Linked DNA regions of Mus musculus: regions 2 and 3 are each linked to region 1. Evidence: chromatin loops called from intact Hi-C (ENCODE). Cell type or tissue: left cerebral cortex. All regions are shown on one strand. Region 1 has its middle 87 kb from the start of Gm40256. Region 2 has its middle 92 kb from the start of Gm40255. Region 3 overlaps Csmd2 (CUB and Sushi multiple domains 2).

The links. Hi-C counts contacts between places; a loop is a spot of excess contacts. Peaks named below come from ENCODE experiments on the same cell type or tissue, not always from the same donor. Only the 100,000 strongest peaks of a DNase experiment are listed, where the experiment ranks them.
Region 2: it touches region 1 in a loop (4-fold over the local background); 3 of 42 quality-filtered maps call a loop at or near these places.
Region 3: it touches region 1 in a loop (2.4-fold over the local background); 3 of 42 quality-filtered maps call a loop at or near these places.

Annotation. Positions count from the first base shown.
Region 1 is chr4:127,825,760-127,828,259 of GRCm38, forward strand. No RefSeq gene overlaps it. Among named protein-coding and RNA genes, the nearest start is that of Gm40256, 87 kb to the right of the region's middle. In left cerebral cortex, no CTCF peak of the experiment used is centred here; a DNase peak (open chromatin) is centred at 1,443; H3K27ac peaks cover 408 bases.
Region 2 is chr4:127,709,681-127,712,180 of GRCm38, forward strand. No RefSeq gene overlaps it. Among named protein-coding and RNA genes, the nearest start is that of Gm40255, 92 kb to the left of the region's middle. In left cerebral cortex, a CTCF peak has its summit at 1,291; a DNase peak (open chromatin) is centred at 1,280.
Region 3 is chr4:127,988,313-127,990,812 of GRCm38, forward strand. The region is part of intron 1 of Csmd2 (CUB and Sushi multiple domains 2); the gene reads left to right. Among named protein-coding and RNA genes, the nearest start is that of Csmd2, 1.5 kb to the left of the region's middle. In left cerebral cortex, a CTCF peak has its summit at 1,471; DNase peaks (open chromatin) are centred at 312, 613, 875 and 1,483; H3K4me3 peaks cover 2,107 bases; H3K27ac peaks cover 1,264 bases.

The sequences.
Region 1 (2,500 bases):
TGGAATAATTCAAATGTATATGAAAAAAAAGAACGGGTTTTAAAATCATGATATCTTGTACAATGGAATACTCTATAATAAAAAAGATATGTCTCAACAGAGATCGGCATCGCAGATACCACAGAAACAAAGGAAGCCTGGCACATAAAAAGATCTCACATTGTATAAACATGTGTGCAAAAGTTCTAAACAAGGAAAAAACATGTCAGAACAGTGGTTCACCTCAGGGGTGGGGTGGATTAACTGGGAGAAAATGTTCTCAAAGGAGATGAGAGTTACATGAGTGTCTATCAACCTGTCAAAATTATACAGCTTATATGTGTGTGTTTCTATGTAAACATACATTTTTTGTTTTAAAATTCAGAACTGTTTTTGAATACAAATATAACATCAGAAGCAATCAGCCATACACAGGGAGATGAGACTATCAAAGGCACAGAGGACTGAGTCTATTAAGCCCGATTACAGCAGAGAGCTCGTTCTGTCTGATAAGACGGAAGATCAGTGGGCCTGGAGTGGAGCTGACAAAGAGGGATGGAAAGAGGAGCCATTCCGTGGATATGCTCCAGATGGCACAAGTCGGGAAAGCAGGTAAATGGGAACCCTTTTAAAAAGCATAATGGGAAGATGTTGAAGGATTTTAAGCTGAGAAACACCATGTCCAATTTGCCTTATTTTAAAAGATTACCAATAACGGCTGGGCGAGAACAAACAGAGGAGACCCCCCCCCCCCCGTAGCAAATCAGAGTAACTAGAAAAGAAGCCAGTGCTGATAAATGATATGTAGCAGAAGCAGGGAGAGTGGTCCATTACTCCATCATTCCTAGAAAGAGATAAGAGACAGAGGGAATTGATACTGTGCTGGTGTGGGGGTCTGGACATAAGAAACTGGCATGGTAGCCAGGTTAAAGTCTTCAGAAACAGAGGTGAGGGTGCTCATATTTTCCAAAATATGACATATTTGGAGAAGTTTGGATGTGGGAGATGAGTCTGAGGACATTTGGACATCAGGAGTTTGAGAGACACATCTGGGATGTCTGGATGATTAATGTATAGAAGTCACAGGGAAGATGGAAACATCAGCCTCAGGTGGTGTTTGAAGCTCCGGATATAAAGAGATAAGAGAGGGCAAAGGTCTCCAGTGAGTCCTGGCCACGTTGCGGCAAAAAGAACATAGAGAAGTGAGTGCAGAAGCCAAAACCTACAAGAAAAGTAGATACACTGAGCTTACAGAAACAGAGGAAAGTGATATTCTGGAAGTGTTCAAGGAAGAAGTAGTCAGCTATGCTGAATAAAATTTAAACGTCGAGTAGGAATTGAAAGACTAAATTATCTGCAGATTTAGTAACATGGCGGTGGCTGGCAACTCGACAGCTACCATGGTCAAAGCGTGGTAGCTGAATCCACACCATGGAAAGTGAAGAAATAATTAGCGGCAGCATAGAGTCTGTGCTGCACTCCCTTTTTAGATATGTTGCTATGAAAAGAATGGAGAAAAGTGGAGCACCCGAGGCTTAGAAGAGAGGGAAAGCATGATGTAGGCTTTTAGGGCATGAAAAGTGAGGTGTCTGAACAACTGTGGGGATGCTGGTTGCCAGCGAGAGTCCTCCCAAGGGCAGCTCCATTCTCAAGGTAAATCAAGATGGCGTTTTGAAGAGAAATCTCCATGGAGAAAGGGGTTCCAAAAGAGAGGCAAAATGACCTCAGCTGTGTGGGAGAGTTAATCTGCATGGGTGTAGGCATAGAGAAAATACGTGGTTGACTATAGCCAGGATTTAGTAACATGGCCATGTCTGGCAACTTGATAAAATAGACAGACTTGACTGTGGTGCTTTGAATATTCTTGGCCCATGGGAAGTGGCACTATTAAGAGGTGTAGCCTTGTAGAAGGAAGTGTGTCTATGGGGGTGGGCTTTTAAGGTCCTCTGCTCAGGCTCCACTCAGTGCAGAAGAGGCCCTCCTCCTGGTTGCCTGTAGAAGACAGTCTTCTCCTGGATGCCTTGGGATCAAGATGTAGAACTCTCACCTCTTCCAGCACCATGTCTGCCTGCATGTTGCCAAGGCTCCCACCATGATGATAATGAACTGAACCTCTGAAACTGTAAGCCAGCCCCAATTAAATGTTTCCCTCTATAAGAACCGCCTTAGTAATGAGTGTCTCTTCACAGCAATAAAATCCTAGCACATCGAACAAACCAACCAAAACAAAAAACTCTTCTAGAAAAATATAGTAAATAAAGAGTCACATTAAAGACTTGAGGTTCTTTGAAAGGAAGTAATTACAGTCATAGACCCCTAAGCCTCTGGGGGAGACTGAAGTGGAGGCAGATGGCAAACTACATGTGCCTGGACTGGGATTCAGACACTGGATTCAGACTGATCCAGTGTGCACATGAGGAAGAGTGCAACCCAGATCTCCATCAGAGAGCAGGTGCCAGGATCGTAATTTGAGAGGCTGCAGTACCATTGGTGGATATTTTAGAGTCCACTAGGGAGACGT
Region 2 (2,500 bases), 120 kb before region 1:
AAGAAAGAAAAGAAGAGGGGGGATGGGATGAAACTAGATGAGATGGGGGACAAAGGCATGGAGAGAGGGAGGGGTCACATTTTAAAAAGAACTATCTAGAAGCTCCACGGCCAGGATGCTCTAACCAAAGAGTACAGGCCGCTGGATTGGAGTTGCCTTGTCGTCTAACTCCAGACTCTCTCCTTTGACTCCTGTAACATGGGCCAGAACAAACACACCCACTTCTCTAAACTGGGTGCCAGCAGGACTTAGGGGTGATCTTAAGGTGATGACTCCTTGCCCCTGAATGACGTAATCCCATCCAGCTGTTTTGCCAAATTTAAGAGCGCTTCAGACTGAGCCAGGAAAAGAGTGGTTCACAGGAGGCGATGGAAGGCAGGGTGGCTGGCTGCACACAGTGTGCAGCTCAGGCCTAACTGGAGGAGGGCTTATTCTCAGGGACTGAGTGAGATGGTGCATGTCACAACAGAGGGCAGGACTTTGAAAGAAAGCCTGGTTTAAAGGGCTGCAAGCAAATGCCTGGGTGTCTTGAAATTCCTGAGGACCCCCAAGGACTTTTGTTTACATCAAAAAAAAAAAAATCTACCGCTATTGATCAGACTTGAAAATCAAACAGAGAGCTTTATAAGACACAAGAACATAGTGCATGAGCCCCGAAGAAGTGACGTCATGGGAGAGGAGCAGAGAAAGCAAAACACAGCTAAGGACAGCACTGGAAGAGTTTAAGGCTAGATCTCTCACATACTGACATGCTCCCTGGGCCATAACTTGAGCGCATGGGACCTGAAGGCAGTGTAGTATATATGATGGGACTTCTGCTTTAAGGCCTCAGGACCTCAGATGAGATGAGGGCCCCACACAATCACAACTACAACTGGCCGTCTTGAGCTGCACGAATTGGCAGCTGAACAAACTCCCCAGGGTAGTTCGTCTAGCCAGAGGAACCTAGGAAGTTATAACGGTTAGAAATTTTTCAAAACCACAAGGAGGTTCTGTGTGAATTGGGAAATTAGATTCATCTAATTGTTTGAGATGAAATTAAAAAAACAAACAAACAAACAAAAAAACCCAAAAACCAAAAAACACAATAGTCTCCAAAGTCCTCGAACCCTGGCAGCAGTACCTCACTCCCCCTATGATGTCAGTGCCAAACTGCAGCATCACCAGCCCCGCCTTTTTCCCAATGTGGGAGAAAAATAAGCCCAGCAATCAACATGAAATGTCATTTTTTTTTAAAACCTAAGGAATAGCTGTAATTTGCAAGAAGCCAGAATGCAATTAGCATACGCTTGCCAGAAGGGGCAGGCTCCAGAGGCCCCTGCATTGCTTCATCTGTGAGCGGGCTCATCCCCCTTGTTTAGTGGGCTTTCTGCCCTGTTACTGGCCAAGGTTAAAAGATGAAGAGGAAGATCTGTGTGGGAGCATCATAGCAGGACCTTGAGGGTCCTCATGGAGGAGAGAAGGGGGTTGAGTGCCTGTTGGTGACCGTTTTACTTAGAACAAGATGCAATGAGGGTCCTGGTCCAGTGTTCTCCAGCTCCTGGCTACAGAAGCAGTTTTGTAACCTTGTTTCCTGGGTCACAAGTGCTACAGGGCAGAAGGCAAGAAAATCAGGGCAGATGGTAAATAATAACTGCATTAACCTGGTATAGAGATGAGGCCCTCGGGGGAGACGGGAAATTATGGCTTCCTAGGCAGGTTCAGAGTGGCCTTTAAATTGCTTCTGCTAGTGCACCCTGCTCAGCTGCATGACATTTGTCTAGGATTGCTGCTGCCTGCTGTGTCCTTACCCACCCCCCACATACACACTCTTTCCTGATCTTGGGGTTGACCCTGGAGGTTGCCCCCTGAACCTGTTCCTTCTTAAATGTCTATTGTGATGTGAGGAGCTCCACAGACTCTGCTGCAACTCAGACTCCCCATGTGGGAGGAAGTTCCTCTAAGACCCCTCACGTGAGCCTGGTTGGACCCCCTTCTGTGAGCTTCATTAAAGGACACAAAACTGCCTCTTGAGTGACTATCACCCGAAGCACAGATTTCATTTGCCTCTCTTTCTCCCTTTAAAATTTATACAGTGCAGAGCATTTTCCCTTGCCTGGGGATGAAATCTCTGTCTTGGGCAGGTCCCATAATTTTCTCCTGGCTTTTAGGTAATAAAAAAGGAGTTCTGGTCACTTTAAACCACAAATGCAGTCTCCACTCAGTAATTAAAATGTCCCCATCCTAGATAATAACACTTCTCAACCTGTTTTACTTCCCACAAAGGGGATCCTTTTCTGGGGAGAGAGCCGGGGTCTTTAATCTCACTTCGGACTCCAGCTTCTCTCCCTTTGAAGCAGAAGTGGGGACTTATGGGGCCTCTGACCTTTTCAGAGCTTGACCCGTGGAGGTGTGAATATCTTGGGGGAAAGTGACATCTGGTTACCTTGGTCCAGCCAGCCTCACACAAGCTCGGGGCTCTCCATGCTTGCCTCAGGCACACAGCAGCAACTCATCGGGG
Region 3 (2,500 bases), 160 kb after region 1:
ACCTCGACGCGGTCCCAGTCCCTTCCCCCACCTCGGCTTGGCTTCCTTCTTCCGATTACCCACCCTGCTGCTCATCCTCCTCTCTGTCTGCCCAGATCACCTACTCCATCTTCGACCACATCCTCACCTCTACCCTCATGGATGTCCCCAACCCCAGCTACAACTTAGCCGGATCCGGCCGGTATGGGGGGCCTGGGAGACAGACATCCCCCTCCATGGGTTGCGGGCCACCTGGACTGTGGCTTCAGTTTCTCCTGTCTCCCAGCCCCCCAAGATGCCAAGCTTTTCCGGGATAAACTTTCCCAGAGCCATACTCCCCCATCTCTCCCCATTCCGCCTGGCACACCCGTCCTGGGGGTTGGAGAGTCTCGGCGCGCCCCCTCCGCGTCTGGAGGGTCTGTCTTTCCCTGCCCCCGCCCATTTTCTCCGACCAAAGCCTTTGCCCCCGCCCAAACAGCCCTGAGACTGCGGTCACCACCCACCTCCTCAGACGCCCTCCGCCCGCCCCCTCGGTGCTTGGGCTGGGGGCGGGATGCAGGTGGGCGCGCGCCCAGGTCGGGGGTCCGTGCAATCTTTCTTGAAGGGCTCATGTGAAGATCTGAAGGGGGGTTGAACCACTGGAGGTGGAGGAGGAGGTCGTGCCGGGTGGGGAGGGAGGAGGGGGAATGTCACTGCCAGGGTCCGTGCCGACACATCCCCTCTACTGGCTCCTACTCCGCGCCAAAGTGCCCTTTCCCGCGCCCTGCTGCAGCCAAACGCCTGGGCTGCGGCATCCGTGGCTCGGGTGGCAGACTCGATCTCCTTAAGCCAGCCCGGACAGACCTGAAGGGTGTGGAGAGTCGCGGGACTTTAGGATGGATGTGTGGTTGCAGCTTACAGTTCCTGGGAGAGAGGCATGTGGACCCTTTAGTGAGCCCAGTTGCTCTAAAGGTTGTTGGTTTCAACTGGTCTTCTACTTTACCCACGGCACCTTCAGATGCTTAGCCACAACCTAGAAAGTTCCGTGTGCCCGTGGGGGGACCGGTCCAAACGGGGATGCCTGGAGCTGCGTTTTCACTTTACTGGATGCTGACACCCGCTGGGGAAGAACACCCGAAGCACCTGATGCCTGGGCCTGGAGCCGGGACACCCCGCCCCACAGTAGTGGTTTTGTTGTTGTTGCTTGTTTGCTTGGTGTTTTAAAACCACAGGTTGAGCCTCTCAAGCCTTGTCCTGGGCCATCCCCAAGCCCTGGCGCTTCTTGGAAAGTGTGCCCCCTCCCGTGGTTGGCCAGTGTGTGGTAAAAACTCTCATGCCCTCTCTGGCTTTCAGCATCTTGTGAAATGTCCCATCAGACGTTGTCATTCACCATATAACCATTCAGTGTTGGGGTTTCCTGTCAGGGAGGGCTCCCCAAGACAGTCTTGTCTGTTTATCCCTACTTGACCGGACTTTCTCAGGTAATCCTAAGAAGTCATAGCCACTGACACCCAGAGAGGGGCGCCCGCGGTGCGCGTGCCTCTCTCAGCTTAGGCCTCTCCGCACACCCACACCCACCGGGAGGCCGCTCACACCAAATGCTTCTGGTCACCAAGACTTATCACATGAGCTGTGGGGTCCGTTGTTACTTGCTGTGGGGCCCATTGGATGTTTGTCCAGGCAAAGGCCCCCTTTGCCTTGGCCAATTGGAACTTGTTTGGGATTGCTAGATTTGTTTTCCTTGCTAGGTTTGCCCCTGCCCCTTTGAGTATGCCATGCCCCTGGGGAGAGAAAAAGGCCAACTCACCCGGGCCTGCACAGTATTCTGCAGTGCTGGAAGGCTGCCTTTTTGAGATCCATTTGTCGTTGTCTCTTGGGTAGGTACCTAAGTTGGAGTGTATGTGTGTCTAAAGGAGGGGCAGTTGCTCTCTGGTGGGCCCAGACCTGGCTCCCAGAGCGCTCACTTCTTTTGGAAGCTTTCCTGTGCATTTCCACCAACTATCCGGCCTTGTAGGCAGCAGACATTTGGAAATGGAGTTAGTGAAGGGAGGTGGGCAGGAAGTGGTGTGAGAGGTATGGGAGAGGCATTCTTTTTGTGATCTCTGCATACTGTTGACCATGAAATGTGCTTTGGGGCATTTAGTACTTCCCTGGGCTGGAGAGATGGACTGTGAGGATTTGTGTGTATGTACGTGTGTGTGTGTGAGTGTGTGTGTGTGTGTGTGTGTGTGTGTGTGTGTTTTCCTTGTCCATGCCTGTTTCCTTCCTCTCCATCCTTCCTGGCCTGCCTCCCATCACACTCCTTCCTCCACCGCTGTAGGACCCCAGCCTCCCTAGAGACCTCTCTTCAATTACCTGCCCCCCCACCCCCACTTTCCCTCAGTCATCCTCTCTCCTTGAAACCTGCTTCCCCTCGGCCTGCAAACACCTGTATCTTTCACATAAAACACACCAAGAAGATGTCTTGCTTGGCCTTCCTGAGCCCATTCAACCACTGTCTGCCCAAACTCTCTTCAAAGGCGGGTATTTCATCCATTTTCCC